Regions from separate parts of the Homo sapiens genome. Here region 2 is linked to region 1. The links are chromatin loops, found by intact Hi-C in ENCODE. Cell type or tissue: dorsolateral prefrontal cortex. All regions are shown on one strand. Each heading gives the region's core, and the rest is flanking DNA. Links, peaks and the distances in the headings are about the cores only.

Region 1 (11,027 bases), core at 1,543-9,542:
CAGAAAATAGGAAGCTCTTCAAAGGATTTGAAGCAGCTATGACAAAAGGTAAACATATAATGAAGATACTTAAATAAGAGAGAAAATTCGAGTTGAATAAAAAGACAATGTTGAGGAGAAGGAAGAATGTAAAAGGCAGGATAGAAATAATAGATTTAAAGGAAAACCAAGGCTAAGAGAAGCTGCTACTATTAATCAAAAGGCTTATCTCTGAGTGCTCTGAATTCAAGGTGAGAAAGAAAAGAAATAACTCTTATGGTGTAGTTAGAAAAGACAACTAGTTCATCAAGAAATACTTTTACCAGTTCTGAATTCTACAAAAATGTATACTGTGTACATTTAATATGATTTTGAATAAAATAAATGACACTATCTTTGATTACTAGCTTATAAATTACATAAAATTATTTATATTGGAACTTAATATAATTTATTACTGATAAACTTGTAAAATTGTAGGTGATTCTTTGTTAAAACTTGAATACTGGTATCCAGGCATATCATTGTTATAGTTATATGAGCCAGTACAGGAGTAAAACATGAGGAATACATGGCCACTGTATTCCTTAGTCTCCTTTCAATTATCAATAATCTCAGCCAGAGATTAGGAAGCATCTCTAAAATATCTAATGTGAATCTTTAAAATTATAATTCACATTCACAGACAGCAAAACTAAGTAGTTATTGAGCAATAAATCACTTGTTCATATGGCAGAATAAGAATGAATGCCTGGTGTCCTGAGATGGTCCTAGGATAGTGTTTCCTGAACCATTCTCCGATTTATTCAAAACTACTTTATGAACAGTTGGGAAATTAGATGACTTGGTTTGTGGCAATGAAGTACCATTTCCCAACATAGTTTATTTTTCTGTAAATATTTTATTTTACTACTAAGAATAAAAGAAATTGCTGTTATATAAGTTGCACAGATTGGAAAACATTGGTCTGATCAAAGTTTTATGATAAATATCCTTGCTTTAATTGTAATTAATTGATTAAAAACACAAATGAGAAGCAAAGAGAAAAATGTACAAAGCAATAGCAACATATCCAATTTTGGGCCTAGCAATTATAATTATGGGTTTAGAACATCCAATCTGACTTTGAGATAAATTTACTTATAAGACTTCCTACTACCAATTCTGTTCTTTCTTTTTTTATTCATAGAATTGATAAATAACCAATAATTTTCTAGTTATATTTGCCTTTTTTTCCTATAAATCCTCACAATAGGACTTGTAGTCCTTCATTAGTATAATCAGGCTGCTGAAAACTTTAACCCAGTTATTCGTCTATTGCCTGTCTTTTCCTCAATTTTTGTTTGCCCTAAACCAAGACACCATTTCAAATTAAAGTCTTCTACTATAATGTTAAGTTAGATGGGGGGGGCGGGAAATATCTTTGCATTAAGGACCAAAAACCACATGGCAATAAAGTAGAGTGCATGAGGGCCATAGGCTTGCATTTTTTTAAATGTAATTTAGTTAAATTCTATTTTTGCTGCCTATAACATTGGCTAGAAGGGTTGATATAGAACAGTGTGGATATTAAAAACTGTAGCTTGCAAAGTTACTTGTCAGGAAGGCTTTCTTTTTAAAAGGAAAACAATACAATGGGTACAACAAGTATCTTAAGTATAGAAAGAGGAGGCTGGGCAGGGTGTCTCACGAGTCTGTAATCCCAGTATCTTGGGAGGCCGAGGCAGGTAGATTGCTCAGTCCAGGAGTTCTAGACCAGCCTGGGCTACATGGTGAAACCCTGTATCTACAAAAACACCTAGCCAGGCATGGTGGTGGACATCTGTAGTCCCAGCTACTCTGGAAGCTGAGGTGGGAGGATCACTTGAGCTGGGGAAGGCAGAGGCTGCAGTGAGCTAAGAACAGAGTGAGACCCCACCTCAAAAAAATAAATAAAAAAAGAAAGAAAAGAGCAGTGTCAGTAGGAGTTGGGATGGTTAGGTTTGAAAGGTTTAAAAAAAAAATTTAAAATAACAACTAAGTATTATTGTTGTAGTGCTTACTTTGTGCACTACACTCTTCTAAGGACTTTGCATTCCTTAACTCATTGAACCTTCAAAAGAGCAGTACAAGTTATGTACTATTAGTATTCCAGTTTTAAAGATGATGAACTTGAGGTACAAAGGTGTTAAATAACTTGTCTAAGTTTACTTAGCTCTTAAAGGTCAAAGCCAAAATTTGAACCCAGAGGTCGTACTCTTACCTGTTCTGTCAACATTCTTTCCAAATGTGCTCTAGAAAACCTGGGGCATAGTGAAGAACTTGTAAGACTCAAAGGACTTTTACATGTGTAAAGAAGGGAAAGAAGTTTCTTGAAGAAACAGAAAGAAATGTATTAATGAACATATATGAAGTCATGTGCACCATCTTATTTAATCTTTCACAACAGAATGGTTAGTCGTGACTTTCCTCCATCTGTACAAAGAAGGAAAGCAAGGTTCAGAGAGGTGGGTAACATGCCGAATATATGTTGGTAGGTTGAGGTGGATCTTGAGTTCAATCTCAAATTTAATTCCAAGGTCCATGTCCTTTTCACTGCAGAATGCTATAGGATAGAAGTCAAGGTAGAATTAAGACAGAAAAACTGTCCTTTCAAAAGAAAGAACAGTTTATGGTTGAGAATGTGTATAGTACTTGAAGAGTTAGAAAAGTGCATGTAGCCAAATGATGGAAGATTTTGTTGCCATGTATGATAGGGTAAGCAATATCAAATGCTATAACAGATAAGTGCCAAATTCTCAGAGGTCTCTCTCTCTCTCTCTCTCTCTCTCTCTTTCTCTCTCTTTCTCTCCTCTCTCTCTTTCTCTCTCACACACGCACAAACACACACACACACACACACACTTGTTACTCTCATCATAGGTCAGAGAAGATGGTGCCAATCAGGCAGCCTAATACAAGGTCCTGCAGGGGCCAAGGGTCTTTCCATATCGTGGACCTGCCTTTCCTTCTAAGGCAGAAGGACCTGCCTTAGAAATTCCTTCTATTTCTAAGGAAATAGAACCTCACTGAGGTTCTATTCATTAATTTAATAGAAAGAAAAAAAACTTAAGTGAGAGGTTTTTTTTTCTGTTTTCTGTTTTTCTTTCTTTCTTTCTTTCTTTCTTTCTTTCTTTCTTTCTTTCTTTCTTTCTTTCTTTCTTTATTTTGGCTAGTCTTAGAAGTGCATTCTGCACTTCTAGCAACATCCCACTGGCCAGAACATTTGCTATATAGTAAAAGTGGCATTAAAGAGAAAGAAGCCAGTAATGAGGCTTGGTAATGGTCCCCAAAAGAGAGATTAGAGTCAGGAAAGCTTTACAGTATGAGGAGATATTTATTTAGTACATACGATAGGTCATGCTCTGTCTGAGCCCTGGGAATACAGCATGTAACACAGATAAGGTCCTTGCCTTTAAACAGCTTACATCCTGAGAAGGGGTGAGATGGAATAGACAATAAAGAAATGAACAAACAAGCAAGCAGACGACATCCTTTCAGATAACAAGTGTTTTAAAAAGAAAACAGAGTTCTGAAAAACAGGATCCTGGGAGAAAGGGATGCTACTTAAGATTGGATATTTAAGGAGTACCTCTCTGAGGATTGACATTTTAGTCAAATAGCGAGAGCCAGCTATGCAAAGATCTGTTGAAACAGTATTCTGAGCAAAGAAAACCTCTGGTCCAAAGGCGCAAGACTGGGGATTAGCCTGGTGTGCTGAAGGAACTGACAGAGGTCAGTGTGTCAGGAGCCCCTAAAATAAGAAAGAAGGTCAAAGTTGAAAAGGGGTTTGATCATGAAGGTGCTAGTAGGCCTTCATGAGGAGGCTCAATTTTATTCTAAGTATACTGAGAATCCTCCAGATGTTTTATTCTGGAGATGTTTATTCCAGATATTTATTCAGGAGTTATATGATTCAATCATCACTCTCACTTCCTCCTGAAGCCTTGCACGACCATTCCAGAATATCATCATCATCCCCTTCTCTTTCCATATCATGGGCCTGCCTTTCCTTAAATCACTGAGGTTCTATTCATTAGTTAAATAGAAACAAAAAGAAAAACATATCTTACATGAGAGTTTTATTGGCTAGTCTTTGAAGTGCATTCTGCTCTTCCAGCAGAATATCCAGTTGGTCAGATATCCCATAGCAATTTCCCTTGCTTCAATCACATTGGTACTTCTGGAAATATGGATATGCAATCTCCTTAACTGGAATGTAACCTCTTGAAGAGCAGACTTATATTTAATTTGTGGCTTCCTCAGTAACAAACACAGTTCCAAGAAAACACTTAGGTCTTGAGTAACTACATGAATAAATGAATGATGAATAAATAAATAAGGAATGAAAAATAGTTGAAGGAATAGAGAGCAGTATCCTCTTGTATTTGGAGTCTACAACGTGCTTTCACTTTTACTGTGTCATTTGATCCACATGAGCACATCGAGTTCATGGGGGAGAGTTTGGTAACTGCACAATTATGAGATGCCAGAGATTAGAAGTCAAACAGAAACGAAGATGTTAAGGCTGAGCACTGAGAAGAATAATGGAACCACTTTGGAAATAGGGGATCAGGAGGTAAAGTCAATTTGGAGTAGGGGAGGGAGGTGGTGAGAGAAAGTTATGTTCTGATTCAGCTGATAAAAGGCAGAACCAAGTAGAATGCCCAGTAGGCAAGTAATTAAAGGTTAAGTTGTGTGATGCAGACAGAAAGAGCTGCAGGAGTTCAGATAAATCTAATAAAGAAAATGGATTTGGGACTGAGGAATGAGAATAGACACTGAAGTCGCAAAAAGTTAGACTGCTGGGTGTAATGACAGAAAATATTTACTGAAAATAACTGGATATTGGGAAAAAGGACAGACTAAGTAATGGGAAATAGATATCAGGATATATTAATTAAGATAAGACATCAGAAATAAACCATAGAAGAAAAAACTGAGGAGCTGCCATCTTCCATTTGTTTAATTAAAAAATGAAATTACTGCCCTACTCACAGTGCTACTCACTGAATATTTCCAATTTCCTACCTCCAAAACAGTGGACATAGGACTGTGTTATGGGATGCTGCTTCCTGGCTACTTTGCAGTTGAGGACACTGATGTGTCTGGTTCTAGACTGTGACCTGTGGCTGAATGTTTGATTGCCAATACAAAACTCTGCAAACTTTCCTCTTTCTGACTTCATAATTAGCAGTGTTCAAGTAGGTGACTGCTTTGTCATCCAGGATCCCTGGGTGATATAGAGCATAAACAAACAAACAAAAAAAAGATCGTTGTCATTTTAAGCCACTGAGATATTGAGGGTGTTTGTTACTGCAACATAACATTATACCCTGCCTGATGCTCTCAACATCAGTGCCCAGTAAGAAAGGATGAATGTGGAGTGAAATTGAATCCTGTGACAGGAAACAGTGGGGAAACTAAGGATCATTAAAAAAGGAAGAGACATCAAGTTGGCAAATGATACTGACCAATCTTCTAACACACTTATCCCCGAAGGCCTTGCAGGAGGATAGAACTGGAAACTTCACGGCAGGTGTGTTTACCTACCCATCCATGCCCCCTCCAGTGAAAAGCAGGATAGGGCAACTCCTTCAGGATGATGGAAAATGCCTCAGACTGGCTGGCTGTGTCACTGTCCTTGACTTCTCCTCACAACTAGTATGACAGGTTGATGTGGCCGAGCGTCAGAAAATCGAGAGAACAGTTAGCAGTGCTTCCAGGTCTCCAGAGCCACAATGCCTATGACAAAGGATAAAATGAACCAGAGACAATCATAACCAAAATTATAAAGTAGGACAACAATTTATAAACAGGAGAGAGTAAAATGCTTGATTGGGTTCTGACAAGAAGAATATATTTAGAAAGATAAAACCAAGCTTACAAGAATAAAGCAGAAATTGATTTTCCATATAGGACCTACCAATGTAGAGATTAGTAAAAGGAAAAGAAGACAAAAAAGGTAAATCCATTTTTGTTCCTACAACGTGCAACATATTCGTGATTTTTTTTCCCCATGGAGGAGTGATGGGAGAGTGGAAGGGAAGGGAATGAATATATTTTTCAGCTCAATCTTTGACTACTTCTCATAACCTAACTTTAAATTTTAGGATTTGTACTTAACACTATATTGAGATTGTTATTTTAACTGGAATTCTAAGATTTGTGAACTGTAAATGAAAAACATACTCATTAAATTTTATTTTTTCTTGATACTCAAAATCATATTTATAAAAAAAGGATTTTTTTTTTTTTTTTTTTGAAATGGAGTCCTGCTCTGTCACCCAGGCTGGAGTGCAGTGGCACGATCTCGGCTCACTGCAAGCTCCGCCTCCCGGGTTCACGCCATTCTCCTTCCTCAGCCTCCTGAGTAGCTGGGACTACAGGCGCTTGCCACCACGCCCGGCTAATTTTTTGTATTTTTAGTAGAGATGGGGTTTCACCATGTTAGCCAGGATGGTCTCAATCTCCTGACCTCGTGATCTGCCCACCTAGGCCTCCCAGAGTGCTGGGATTACGGGCGTGAGCCACCATGCCTGGCCAAAAAAAGGATTTTTTAAAGGAGAAAGAGGTGCAAACCTCTTTAGTTAGTAAAAACTAACTAGAGAATTCTCACTAACAAAAGGCCTTGTTACCAGGATAGATGGTCAATTTGTGACTGAGTTGTAGCCAAATCATAGGTGTGGGATAATCACACTATATCAAAATTTAAATGTAAAAATCTGCCTATCTTTATTCATTGACCATGAACCAAGAGCTCCAGTCCTCCTGGTCATATTTAATAGGGAAAAATATGTTTGGATGGATTGATGGATGGAGGGCCAAACAGATGGATGTATGGAGAGACTTATCTAATGAGGCAGCTTGGTATTTTGAGAGAGCACAGGTTTTGTGTAAAAAAAAAAAAAAAAAAAATCCAAACTGGTTTTTTTGTGCTAAAAGCAGTCTAATTAAGAGCTGAGCTGCTAAAATCAGTTTGCTTGGCTTAAATTTTGGTGTGTCCACTTACTGCTGTGTGGCCTTATGCAAATTTCTTAACCTTCCTGAGTCACCAGGTTCTCATTCATATAAAGAGAATTTGAACATCTATTATATGAAGTTATTAGGAATATACGTAATAACTATCATCAATCTCAGTTTTCTTTGAATTGCTTATCTAAAGAAGTTTATCTCAAAAGTATCTTTGCCTATGTCTTAAACATTTATTATTTATACTGATTTGGAGGAACGTATTTGTTCTGTCATTATTGATTACCTGTATGATAGTGTCTTAGTTCATCACAGAAATTCTTTATCTGACTCCAAAGCAGACACTTAAATAGGCCATGCATGTTAGCACTTATTCTACTGGGGGCTTGAGGTGAGTGGGTATTAACACAATCAAACCAATTGTTTGGGTTTGTAAAAACAAAATTAGTGCTTTAATCTATTTTTATACTTTGAATACTAGTGTAGGTATTAAATAAAGAGCTTAAACCAAGAAAAACCATACCATCCTGAATCTTAGGAAAGTTACTTTGTTGTTGTTAGAGAAAAAAACAACAGGTTTATTTATAATATAAAATTAACAGCAATTGTTCACAAAGACGACTTTGTTTGCTACTCAAAAGGACCCTGTGAGTGTTCCTATCCTGATTTTGCTGATGAGGAAACGGGGAGAAACTGTTAGGAGGTACATTCCTTACACTATGTCCTATGGCTGATAAGTGAAGGGGGCCAAGATCTGAACATAGGCATTCTGGCTCCAGAGCCCAGGCTTCTCACTACCTCATTAAATTGCCTCTCAAATAATCATACCGTGTTAAATGGGCTGGATGGGACCTTGGAGATCATATAATCCTGTCTCTTTGTATTACCGCTTGTAACTGTAAAGCAGAGAGAAGTTAAACGATCTGCCCAAGGTTATACACTTCCGTCTCTTTCCCAACATAATAACACACTCTCGTTGAAACTCATTTCTAGGATTTATACAAACTAATGGCAAAGTCATGACATTTTTTAATTGAATGCCCAATAAAAGAATCATTTTCATCTTGTTTTACCATCTCATGTCCATGAGTAAAATGTTGAAAACGTGTTGCAAAGCCAAAAGGGTCCTTATCTTCATGAATAGCCTGCTTTTTTATAGAAGAAGGAAAACCATCACTAGGCTGAGTCTGTTTTAAATGAAATAAGTATGTAGTCATTTTCTTGGTGAAGAGAATCTCTGGGGCATTAAGGGAAAAGATGGCACATCTGACCTTCTAAGTCATGTAACTTCAACTTAGACAATATATGACTTCAAGAAAAGTATCATCTTTCCTATAGTTGCTGGTCTTATATATCTTATGAGATCCTTCAGGTCACTTCACTCTGGTTTCAGGTAGAAAACCAATGGGGCTAAAAGTGCTTTGTGTTTCCAACAGACCAATCAATTTTATTTTTAACTGTTAAAGTATTTGTTGCTGTTCAGTCAATCTTTTACTCTTGCTTTAGTCAGACATTAGAGAGGATGATTATAAGTAAGTATATTATCTGAATGATCTTCTGATTTCAAAGTCAGGGATTATTTTCCTTGAATGTTTAAGTGGTCATCTCTACCTTTTCCAAAGCCAGAAAGCAAGAAAGGCTGTGGGTCATCTTCCTTGAAAAACTACATACCACAACTGAACACAATTTAAAATTGCAGCCATTAGATTAAAATCTCTCTCAAGGGTTCTACACAAGGGCTCATTTTGGTGTTTTATATAAAGGCCCAGCTCCCTGACCAACTTTTTGACCTTAGTTGAGTTACCTAATCTCTCTGAACCTCAGCCTCTCTACCTGTAAAGTGGGAGAGACAACAGTACTTACCCACAGGATTTTTATAAGAGTTAAATCCTAAAATGTATATAAAATTTTTAAGACATGACTTGATGCTTAATAAATCTCAGATGTTATCTCTGTGAATTCAGCATTCAATTACAATGCACTTATCTAGTTCTGAGGCTTCCGTTTTTATCTTTAGGCATATTATGGACAAATATTTTTGCCGCTCTGATTCTCACGCTCCAAGTATTCATTCATTTATATAACACATTCACTGACTGTCTGCTAAGTGTCAGGCATTGTCCCAGGCACTGGAGCTACAAAGTGAGCAAAACAGATAAAAAGTTCCATTATTGAGCTTACCTTCTATTAGGAAAACATGATAAATAAGTAAGCATATATGTAGTTTAATATAAATAAATGCTCAGGTAAAAAAATAGTGTAGAAGTGACACAGGACTTATTAGGATATATTGGACAAGAGTGTTAAGGAAGTAGGTCATGAATATTGCAATTTCAGATAGGATGACCAAGGAAGGCTTTCCTAAGGCAGCAATATTTTAGTAAAAATGTGAAGGAGATGAGGAAACAAACCCTATGACTATCAGATCATTTCTGTCCCAGATCACAGCAAACATTTATGTAAGCACCAACCACATGCACTCTATTTTAGGTATCTGTTTCTTGACTCTGTATGTCCCAATTTAACCCATCAACTCCCCGCCCCGCCCAACCTGCAGTATTTCTGTTCTATTCTTCTAATCATGCAGGCGAAGAATTAACCATGCCATTGCTGATGCTTGCCTTCTGTTCCCCTGTCCGTGCATGCCAATGTCCATCTACTCAGCTGCTAAGTCCTAAAAATTTATCTCCACAGTTCTTTCACATTTACTGTATTCTTTTTGTTTCTGTTGACACCAGTGTAGTTCAGACCCATAGTACCTTTAACTTGACTATCTTAATAATCACCTCACTGATGCCTCAAAGGCCAGCCCACAGTGATCAGTTCACTCTTTGTAGACATCCATGGGCTTGTCAGTTCACAATTTCAGAATCTTCAGGAATTCCCTGAATCAAAATAACAATAAAAGAGGTTGGGCAACTCTGTGGCTTGTCAACAACATGCGGGCTCTGGGTCAGCTCACAGATTCCTTTGGCCTTCTCATCATTGAAACAGGAAGGCTACAGCAAGCAGAAGCAGCACAATAACCAAAGGCAGAAATGAGTAAGCCTCTGTATCAATGAAAGCTTACACTTTGCTATCACCACCAACCACAGCTGATTTCTTTTCATCACCATGGTTGTGTCACATATGTGTGCTTATAGCAATCATGGGAAAGGGAACACCAATCAACATGCTTTCCCTCAACTCATGACCTTCTAATATCTGAACAGATTCAAGGATTCTTTAGCAAGGAAGAAAGGGAGCAGAAATGGCTTTTGGATGGGCAGCAAATAATGTCTGCCAAATCCTCTACTGAATAAACTATTGACTATGATATGCAAGCCTTCTGAGAATAACCTTATTTTTCCTTCTTCAACATGGTTTAGTCAGTATGTGCTCTGGACTCTCTCATCTCCATGCCCTAGATCGGTTTGTCTCAATGTGTGGTCCAGCGACTAAGATATTATTTGCCTTTTTTATTCTCATTCTTACACAAATGCACAGTGGAGTTTTCCAGAGGCTACTTGATATGTGCTCTTCAACAGATTCAATGAAGAAGCAGGTATAGAATCCAGCTTTGTTGTATTAAGCCAAGGATTAAAGGGGTTTTCAAAAATGTACACAGTGCCATTCTTCTCACTGAATTTATTTTTAGAAAGCATATTCATTTTTTTAAAAATGTTATCTATCTCAACATGCAATGGGTATGTTATTGTTTCTAAATCCATCGATAAATACAAATTTTAAATGCCTCAATTGCATTTTCTAATATGATAAATATCAATATGTATAGAATGCATAAATAAAAGCTCTTTGGGGTCTTCCAATAATTTTTAAGATTATGATGGGGTTCTGTGAGAAAGTGGTTTGGGAAATGTTGTCCTGGCCTAGATTACGTAGCATCTTCTACCTGTGATGCCACTTCCTCCATCACGAAATGCTCATCCTAAAAGATTTAGGTCAGAGGACTCTTCCTCAGTCCTTGGGAGGAAGCTGTCATTCCACTGAATCTCAATGTATTCCTTTTCTATTGCTGCATTACAAATCATCCTACAATTTAGCAGCTTAAAACAACA
Region 2 (11,027 bases), core at 1,679-9,678, 88 kb before region 1:
CCCAGGCATGTCCCAGAGGAAATGTGTGGCTACTGAAAAGTGCACTGTGGTTGTATACATCAGATGCACAAGTAACACAAAAGGCACCACATGTGCCACACACTGGAGAGTTTTGCTACCTCCCCGGGGGAAGCCAAAATGCGCCGCTGCAGCACTTGGAATGAAAATGCATTTTCTGTGAGCAACAGCCTCCTTTGAAGAAACTGCTTTCTCTTTCAACATTTGGAAGCTGCTTGGCAACCCACAATCAAGGTTTTCGTTATGTTGTTTTAAACAGGCCCATTATCAGTGTCTCATCTCTCTGAAAGCTTCAGACTTCATCATACTGTTTTTAAAGATTAACATATTATACCTGATAAGCTTCTAAAACTTGCAGCCTTACTAAAGCTGACTGTTCCAGCACTTTCTTCCTATTAAAAGTGAGTTGCACAAGAATTAAAATAGATACTGTTTGTCTACTCTTTTCTTGCGATAAGAAGGCAACACTTCACTTGTTCTGATGTTCATTTTCTATCCGTACATTCAGGAATTCATTTTTAAGATGTCCTTTCTTTTGTCAAAATGTTAGATCTGTGCAAGAATTTATAAAGGAAAATCATTTCAGACATGTTTGTAATAGGCAATATTAAAAGTAAATTTGAAGGCTACAGTGACTTATTGCAATATTTTGTTTGTCAATAGTCTAATTAGAAACTAAGAATATTCTTATATTCGACTAATGCTGATTTGTTACCTCACCTGTCAATTCTTACATAGTATAAAAGTAGATTTGGAAAAACTGAAAATAAATATATGTATAGACATTGAGCAAAAATAGCATTTTTAGCTTCTTGAAAATTGTAGGCTTTATCTGTAATGGCAAATTTTAAAAAAATTGTGACAGATGCAATTTATTTGGACCTAAGTTTAATGAGTGAAAGGCTGAACTTATGTAAAATACTAAAAACTACAGTGCCCTAAAATCTAAAGTTGCAATGGCAAATCAAGATTGGAAATATTAATTATCACTACCTTGCACAGTAGAATTGTGTGACTTAGGGCTAAGAAAAGCTACAAAAGAGCCCAGAACTACATATCTCAAAACTTTAAATTAATGGGTTTCCAAAGAGGAGTTATGTAGCACATAAAAATTAAAATTAAGATTAGAAGAATGTAATAGTGTAAGTTGAGTAGATAGAACATTTCTTACGTAGTTTTAAGGATTTCTGCTAAGCTTTGACTCATTGATAGCAAGAATAACACACAAAGTAATATTATTACTTAAAATTGTCACGACTTATTGAACTAACTTATTTAAGATTTAAGCTACAAAGATTGGGCCTTTCAGTTAACATAAAACAAACAGTTACATAATTGTACTGTTGCTCAATTTTTGACTTTAGACATAGTCAGCTCATGTTCTTGTCATGTGTTGAAGCACAATTTTTCAACGTTAGCCCCAAATCATAGTTCCATGCCAGCAAGTGAGGTTTCCCCAAAATAAAGAGGATTTCTCATCCAGTTTGAACAAAAAATAGCTACATTGTTGATTTGTTGAATGTTTTTCAAATGCAATAATTTTTACATTTTGGATTTAGAGAAGAGAGAAGTAGGAGAGAAGGCAGGAAGGGTAACACTTAAAGACAGAAGGGCAAATATTCTAACACCATTGAGTGTTCACTCAGAAAACAGCAATGAATTACGTGGCCTGTGATATTTAATGAGCCCTGTATAATTTGCTCTATTATTAGTCAATATTTGGCTTTCTGTGAGCATTTACAAAATTATACCTTGATGAACAATAGGTCAAGTCAGTTTTTCCTTCTTGCTGACAGAGAATCATTGAATCTTTTAAAAATTGTCAGAGGTGATCCAGATGTCATTAGTGCACTAGATTCTTTCATGACTTGGGGAGGAGCCACAGACTCTCATCTGTCAGAAAGCCTGGTGGAGGGATGAGTTGCTTGGCACTAATAATCTCATTCATGTACTTAGTGTTACAGCTGTCTAAATAAGAGTGCTTTACTGTTCTTATATTGGCACATAATTAAATATCAGTTCTAAGTTACATAGCAAAACAACAAAATTCTAAAACCCAAAGCAAAAATTAACTTCTATATTGAAATACTTGAATTGCCTGAAGTGGGAGGAAGGGCATTATTTTACAGCAGCCAAAACAAGCTTTTGTTTGTTTGTTTGTTTGTTTTGTTTTGTTTTTGTAGTTAGAAGGCAACTCCACGTAGTGAAGAAGGACAGGTTTTGGAGTTTAACCAACCTAGGTTTTACCACCTTGAGGAATTTACCCTGTCTCTCTGAGCCTCAGTTTCCTAACATGACTGTCAGAGGGAACAAGATCATGAATGTAAAACATCAAATATCCTAAGTGTTAGTCATTTCTCCTTCTTTCTAGTTGCAAGTATGCCTTACTTCCTTCATACCAAATGTAATTACCATAGCAGTGTCTAGAATGTGTCAAGTTGTGACATGAAACCTAAAAAATACAGTCAGTATCTTTAGTTTGGGACTGACAGTTTTAATTGTCATGTTTTATTGTTCCCTTACACATCTTGATATTTTTTTCTGACATATATCATACAATATCTTTATACAAATATTTTAATGTATTTGAGATATCAAAATAATTTGTAATATTTTCTGTTATGTAACCTGTCATCATATAGACTTGGCAGATGTATTAGCAATTAAAAGCATTTCCATAGAAAAGAAATGGTAAGTTATTCAGACTGTACTTTTCCCCATCACTTCATTAATTAGCACAGCATATTAAGGATCTATTTTATGTAGAAAGTAATATGCAACTAAATGTAATGAGCAAAGATTTTAAAATATTTCAGAAAACGGTAATTCATGGTGCGTATTATTTTTACCACTGGGTTGATACATGTGCTTTTTATCTTTTTCAAATATCTGAATCATCAACTGAATTTTTCACTTGCATTTGAGTATATCCACTTATTGGTATATTTTCAAAAAACAAACTTTTGTTTCTTTAACTTTTATTTTAAGTTCTGGGGTACATGTGCAGGATGTGCGGGTTTGTTATATAAGTAAACGTGTGCCGTGGACATTTGCTGCACAGATCCACCCATCACCTAGGTGTTAAGCCCAGCATCATTAGCTATTCTTCCTGATGCTTGCCCTCCCGCCATTCCTCTGACAGGCCCCAGTGTGTCTTGTTTCCCAACATGTGTCCACGTCTTCTCATCATTCAGCTCCCACTTATAATTGAGAACATGTAGTGTTTGGTTTTCTGTTCCTGCGATGTTAGTTTGCTGAGGATAACAGCTTCCAGCTCCATCCATGTCCCCGCAAAAGACATGATCTCATCCTTTTTATAGCTGCATAGTATTCCATGGTGCTTATGTACCACATTTTCTTTATCCAGTCTATCATTGATGGGCATTTGGATTGATTCCATGTCTTTACTATTGTGAATAGAAACAAACTTTTATTAAACCTGCTTTCTCTTAAATACTTTATTTTTGCTTGAATTTAAATGAAATTAGTAGTTAGCTTCACTTTAAATTTAAGGATATTCTTGATGATCTTAAAAATCAATCTGTTAAAAAGATGTCTAAGTGGAAAAACCCAATATTATTGCTTATAATACAAAGATATTTATATTTCTATATGTTTTTTAAAATTATGAAATAGTATATTTTTATTAGAGTTGAGCTGAATGTTATTTGAACTCAGAGATGAACTTTATATAATAGCTTAAAAATAATTGTATGTTTTACTTGTTTATCTTCTCCCTGTAACGTTTATTTTAAGATCTCACTTCTAGTTTAAAATATTCGATTAGATGTAAGATAAGAAGGGAAATTTCACAAACCTTTGGGACACACTGGATTCCAAATGTCTTCCCATCCAGCTGAGAAAACTTTTAAAAATATAATTCTGTTCTATATAATTTCATACAAGTGTTGTTGTTTGGGATGAGGAATGGTAATGGATCTTTTGTGGTATCCTTTCCCAATTAATTAATGCCTCTTTTAGGAGAAGTTTGGTCATAAGAGTTTTACAGAGAACATAAGGCTCTGCTAGCCAATGGAGGAGAGTTAATTCTGGGTATACAATAGACAAGTAATTAAAGGGGACAAGAGGCAAAACAGTTTTGCGGAGTGACTAATACCCACTCTTTCCAAGGGACATGGTAGAGGAGCAATGAGGACAAATTATGGAAATGAGGCACCCTTGGCTTGTGACAAAACTCTGAAATATTGGAAGAATGTTTCCTCTTAGTTTTATGATCAGTATGAATTACTCCTCTGTCCTTAAATGTTTAAACTCCATTTGCCAGGTGTCAGCCAGGAAACCCATTTTTAGCTGCTAATTTGTGTTTTCTGTCATCTGAAAATTTTTTATAAGTGTACAGTCTGTTTCTCTGAGGTTGACCACATAAATTTGAAATAATTGCTGATCTTATCCATCCAGAAGATCCTGGCAGTTTCACAACTGTATAGGGGATCCAGATATTCCTCTCAGGAGTCTTAATTTGACCCAGAGAAGGAGCAACGCATCCAGATCCACAGAAGAAAGAATGGAGCATCCATCACTTCTGCCAGGCCTTTGTCAGGTGACCCTCAGAGCCCCATTAGAATGTCTTCTGTAGGGAAAAGCTTGACTACATTCTTGGGTTAAGAAAAGGTGATGCTGTTTATAACTGCTGAGACAGGGGGCTGAGAAAGAGTTGGATATATCAGTCTAAATGAAACCATAAATTGAATAGAGCATGAATGTTTACCCCTGTGGTCCTATACCCACATTCCCTCCAATTTTCAGACTAGACATTCATTTTTGTAATGATTGCATTCATGCATGTTTATCTTAAAGTGGTAGAAATCAGGTGATTGATTAAATCCAAATGCTCTGGATGAGATTTGTAACCCAGCAGCACTGCAGACTCAGACTGCTTCAGTTAGGAAAGAGTGAAAGGTGCATTAAGAGAAGCAGCTGATCAGTTCTTGGCAGGCAGAGTACTGCTGAAGTAACAATTTGCAGTAGTTTTGCACTCCTGTCAGTGCCAGTTGGCAAACTAATGGAGATGATGGAATGAAAGAACAAAATGTCACAACAGAAAGGAGTGAGTTGAAAATTCAAACATTTTCTTATTTCTCATAATCCTGCTCAATCAAAATGAAATCAGCATCAGTCTACAAATGAACCAACTCAATAGTGAATAAGAGGCAGCTATCTGCACATTTTTTTTCCAAGTAGGAAAATCGATTAACAATATTGTGACCATTAGCTTGTTCAAAACATCATCATGGTTTGTAATAACTCAGAGGACTAATTTATAAACAAGAATATTGATTTTAACAGAGTAAGTTTTAGTTGAGAATAGCAACTGATACAGATGTTGAAACTTTACATTAAGGATTCCGATGTTGGGTTGTAGTGGAATATCAGTGCCAAGGCAGCAAAGTCAATTTTAAACTATTATTTTGCTAATAGTAAATATAATGCAACTCCTATATATCCTCCTAATATAGATCATCTGGATTTACTATGTAATCTTTGCCTGACACTGCAGACTACACTATGAAAACCAATTCTATGTACACATTACAAATCATATTTTTAACTTCAAAGATTTAAGTGTTATTGACTTCCCATGGTTCACTCAGTTTTAATTGTTTTTGTAATCTAGATCGATTACCTCAATTTTTGACTCTAGGAAAAAAAACATAAACTTATTTATCAAAACAAGTAGGAGAAAATCAAATTAGCACATCATATCAGAAGTACAGCACAAGATAACTAAATGTGAAAAACAGATGCTGCCAAACATCATAAATATCACCCCAGTAAATACACTGAAGAGTAGATCCTTTTACTTCAGCTGAACTATGAAACAGCAGCCATTAACACATCAAGAATGAACTACAACTTGCCAAAGGTTGAAAAGTAATTTTCTCCTTAATATGATTTTAGAGTGCAGCAATGTGGTGGCTTATTCATTTTTCTCCCATTGGGTATACAGGATAAGTTGTTTTAATATTCACATGAAAATAGATAAATAACTTTATTGCATGGCTGCTATAGAGCTCAGAGCCAAAGTTGTGTGCCTTGTTATTATTACAAATACATCTTAATATATGCTTCCTAATTGCATTTCTGGTTCAAATCTGATTTTTATATTCTCACTTTACATTTTGCTATTCTGTTATGTTTTTCTGTATTTATAAATGATTGAATCACATTGAATAATGTAGGATTATAGCTGTGTCAATCTGTTAGTGCCTGATAGTATTTTAAAGGCATTGATTACAGGGTATTTTATTTATATGTAGTGTTATCCTGCATATTTATTTCATAAAGGTAATCTTCTAATTACTTATTATTCTACACTAAATTAGTCTTTGGACCAAGCAGATGTGCACGGTTAATTTCATAAACAGACTTGGTAAAATGCAGTCTGTTTCATTGCCCCGTTGATCAGTACCGAAGCCGTATAATGCAGTACCATACACCATATTTAAAATACCTTAAAAATCATATTGTTCTTTGGCAGAATTAAGCCATTCCTAAAGGAGAAAGGCCTATCCCATTCTTAAGAAAAGAAAAACTGCATAACTTATCACCTGAATATTTTCTGAAACCTTAAAATAAAGCTTCTACATTGGCAGAGTCTAAATTCCTCTGACATCAGTTTCAGCAGACTGGAGGTTAGCTATTACACGCCAAAATATTTCTCTTGTATATTTCCTGTTGGAGTAAGTCCTGTTACTAAGTACCTTTTTTTAGCATTAAGAAAATCAAATTCTGTTTTTGCTTTTTCACTGGTGAATAGAGGGGTTGGGATGAAGTATGGCCATATTTTTTCCATTGAGTTTTTTTGACAAATAATAATTATGTATATATATGGGGCACATATGACACCTTGATATGTTTATAAAGTGTAATGATCAAATTATAGTAATTGGCATATTCATCACCTGAAATATTTATTATTTCTTTGAGTTGGGAATATTCAAAATTCTCTCTTCCAGCTATTTTAAAATGTACAATAAATTATTGTTAACTAAAGTCACTCTATTATGCTATAGAACACTAAAATGTAATCCTAATATTTAACTGTAATTTTGTACTCCTTATCCATCCAGCATTTCTTTCCTGAAGATAAATGCTGTAAGAATTTTTTTTGCTGAATCTTCTTTTCTGAGAAGTTTCTCTCAGCAATTCTCTCCTATGCTTGTTGTTTCCTACAGGCAGTTTATACTCCATTGAGCTATGAGTTTATCTTTGTAATTCCAAAATTTGATTGTGTTACTGTTCTGCTAGAAAAATGACAACTGTCTAATCCATGACCAGATGAGAGCTAAAACCCTTAGTGTGGTGTGGAATCTTGCTATTCAGGTGTGATCCTAAAACCAGCAGTATTACCATCACCTGCAGTCTCCTTTCAGAGGCAGAATGGCAGGCCCAGCCATGACCAACTGAATCAGAATTTAAATTTTAAGATCACCCAGATGATATATTTTCATTTAAAAGCTGAAGCCCTAGTTCCAAAGACCACTCCAGTTTAGCCTTATCTTGCCCCTATAGCCTGGTCCTTCCACCTCCTCCTTCCCCTCCTTCTACTTTGTCTCCACTGGCTCTCCCTTCTCTAGGCTCACAATGGACTTTTCCTGCCTCTAGCTCTTTATGTACAAAGTGACCTCTGTCCAGAATTTCCTTTCCTGACCTAAGAAACTTCTACATAGTTGTTATGACCGAGACCAGATATCCTCTCATCTGGAGTTTCTTTTCAAACTATGGCATCTGACAAATTACAATTATTTGGTTCTGTCCTCTGCTTTATAGCACATTTTGCTTCTATCTTCTTAGCGCTGATTGTGTTGTTAGAATTACCTGCTAACATGTCTCCTTCCCCCACTAGACTCGGTGTATGTTTGTTTTTTTTGTTTTCTTTTGTTTTGTTTTTCCTCTTCTCTGATACTTAGTAGAGTTCAGGTACATAGTAGGCCCCTAGAAAAATGTTTGTTCAGGCTGGGTGTGGTGGCTCACGTCTGTAATCCCAGCACTTTGGGAGGCTGAGGCAGGCGGATCACAAGGTCAGAAGTTCCAGACCAGCCTGGCCAACATAGTGAAACCCCGTCTCTACTAAAAATACAAAAATTAGCTGGGCATGGTGACGCCCACCTGTAGTCCAGCTATTCGGGAGGCTGAGGCAAGAGAATCGCTTGAACCTGGGAGGCGGAGGTTGTGGTGAGCTGAGATTGTGCCATTGCACTCCAGCCTGGGCGACAGAGCGAGACTCCATCTCAAAAAAAAAAAAATGTTTATTCAATAAATTTATGAAAGAGTGGATACTATAACAGATCTCTACATTTTGCTCAAGGCAAATAGAAACAAGCATTGTCACCCAAAAGACCACAAGGATGGTAAATTGGTAGAAAGGAGAGTTTTATTGGCGTTATCAATTTCCAAGCTGGGAAGAGAAAGTCTCCACAAGGCACAAAGGTGCTCTCTCTTCAGAGAGGGGAAGAACAAGTTGGATTTTATGCCTCACAGGGCCAGTATCATACATATTCAACAGGTTTAGGGGAAAAGCTGTATATATTTATGAGCAGTGTTGAGCACACGCACAATAGGTAAACATGCATGTAATGTACATCCCATGTTCACTGTGGGGTGGGGTTTGAGCATTAAAAGAGGTGGAATTTCGCTCTTTCCATGAAAAGGTGAACTATAAGACCCAAAGACAGTTTGTGTGCAGCCTCTACAAACTGGCTGAAACTGGCTTAAGGTCTGCCATAGCTTTTCAGAAAAAAAATGTAAGGCCAGTCCTCTGTTCAGTCAGGGTTGTAGTGGTCTGGGTAGTAAATCAGCCTAATAGCTCCTACTGTTAGGGTATTTAGCAGGGCTGTGGTTTGTCTTATGGTGGTAGAAATTTGGAAATTTGCCCTACCAGCCAAGCCCTGAGCCTTGACCCATAGGAAACTTTTGTTTCCTTAACTTAGGGACCATCTTAATTGATAAAGAGATGTCTATTTCAGTTTTTCCTATCATAATATTTACTAGAGAGCAGTTTAAGCAATTTCCTGTGTTATTCTCTAGAACAGGGTCCAGAAATTACTCAGGACCAAGTTCAGGGCTCAGCCACTGTAATTTAACCCAGGTTGGCTTTAAAAATTAGCTGTTGCAGCAAAGTTGATAATGTTTCTTAATAAATTCCACCTACGATTGAAGGCATACAACACCTACATGTGAAAACTACACTGCTGTCAATTCATTTAGAGGACAGATGACATTGTTTGAATCACAAGTAATATCAAGCTGCATTAGAAACAAACTCCCTCCCTGTACTGTCAAAGTTAAAGCAGGAAATGAAACCTCCATTCTCACACAGATTTATGAGGGATGTATTGTCTGAGGTGAAACCCCAAAGTAAATGCAAAGGAAATTTTTCTATTTTAAAATGCATATAACTGTGTGATTGTGGGCTTCCACTTAACTTTCAATTGGAAGTCATTGGTCTACAATTTAAAGACATGCTAAAAGGCATATATTGAGAGATGAATCTAGTGGAATTCTATGAATTCCTTCCAAGTGACAAATATACTCAACTAAAATCATATGCTCATGAATTTATGTAAGTCTTTAGCACTACCTATCTGGTTGGAAAAACATATTCAAAGATGTAAGAAACAAAATCTTATTACAGAAGAACATTTGCAATTAATTTCAATGATAAAGAATACTAACTTTGAACCTCAATTATGCAAAATGTTATATACTCCCCAAAGAATTTCATTTTCTCACTAGTAGATTTGTATTACACAATATTCACTCCATTTTTACTATTATATTTTGGATTTTATCAATAACAAATTTGTGAAAATTAGTTTGGTATCTTGTCACATAAGTAGTTGGACAACATACTTGATTTTGCCCCTTGGCCCACAAAGCCTAAAATATTTATTCATTGGCTTCTTACAGAAAAAGTTTTCTGACTTCTAGAAACAAAAGCAGAGATTAAACATTCAAAACAATAAATATGTATTTATTAAAGGTATATTTATAAGCTCTGAGAATAAAGTAGAGACATTTTCACCAATTCAGAACTTGTATTGTCAAGTAGTATGCTTACCTATTTTCTAAATAATTTGGTAAAATATATAACAATAATATTGGTATATATTTAAAATATGTATGTGAATTACTTTCTGAAATTGGCATCAGAATAAAGGGCTATGAAAATTATATGGGACCTCAGGTGGAAATCTACATATAAAGTATTTTCATATCTGGACAGCTCAGGTCTAGCTCAGATTTACTTACTTTATGGACATTTTACATCTGCTGTACAAAGAAATTTGGTCTTCAAGGAATTTGTCTTGTCAGGTAGCAAATTGTTATAATTTTTTAAAAGCTGAAAACTGCCTTCATATTTAGGTGTGCTGAATACACTCTCAGTTCCTGAGACAACTTCTGTAATTAAACCGGCAAGTATCTCTTCACTGTTTACTGTACACTTCACATCACCCATAGAGGCATTTCTGAACACACAAGGAGGGCACTTCAGAGCTGGAGAAAGGGGAAATTCATTTTGTCACACTGTGACTTATATATACTTTTTAAAGACAAAGCAATTTTCTCTGTCGAAACTTTGATTCTTTTAGAGCTATTATGGAGGAGTAGTTACATCATTCCCAAAATTTTTACTGCAAAGTGGTTGCCTGTTAGAAACACAATCCTTACAGAACTCTCAAAAACTGGCAGTTGCTGTAGGTAGTCAATTGAAGAGGATCAAACACATCTGTTGGCATATCCATCTGTTACCAAAAAATCTCTAGTCTAAAATTCTTGCTAAAAAAACTTCCATTTTGATTAGAACATCACTGAGAAGCTTACAAAATTGAGACTGAAAGTCATTACCTTTATGGAGTAAATCATAAGGAAATAAAAACAAATGTCTCTCAAGTAGATTAATTTTATTCCAAATCTATTTTTTTTTTTAATTAATGGAACTGTTACCAGTGGAGGGTATCCAGATTCTTGGCATTTGGAACAAAGAA

The links. Hi-C counts contacts between places; a loop is a spot of excess contacts. Peaks named below come from ENCODE experiments on the same cell type or tissue, not always from the same donor. Only the 100,000 strongest peaks of a DNase experiment are listed, where the experiment ranks them.
Region 2: a loop joins it to region 1, with 1.8 times the contacts of the local background. A loop is called at or near these places in 2 of 110 quality-filtered maps.

What each region holds. Positions count from the first base shown.
Region 1 is chr2:192,029,409-192,040,435 of GRCh38, reverse strand. The region is part of intron 5 of TMEFF2 (transmembrane protein with EGF like and two follistatin like domains 2); the gene reads left to right. It overlaps CAVIN2-AS1 (CAVIN2 and TMEFF2 antisense RNA 1), which reads right to left. Exons shown (of 4, transcript NR_187184.1): 2 at 5,551-5,742. Among named protein-coding and RNA genes, the nearest start is that of TMEFF2, 160 kb to the left of the region's middle. In dorsolateral prefrontal cortex, for the core only: no CTCF peak of the experiment used is centred there; no DNase peak of the experiment used is centred there; H3K27ac peaks cover 897 bases.
Region 2 is chr2:192,118,000-192,129,026 of GRCh38, reverse strand. All of the region lies in intron 4 of TMEFF2 (transmembrane protein with EGF like and two follistatin like domains 2), which reads left to right. Among named protein-coding and RNA genes, the nearest start is that of TMEFF2, 71 kb to the left of the region's middle. In dorsolateral prefrontal cortex, for the core only: no CTCF peak of the experiment used is centred there; a DNase peak (open chromatin) is centred at 4,986; H3K4me3 peaks cover 98 bases; H3K27ac peaks cover 5,552 bases.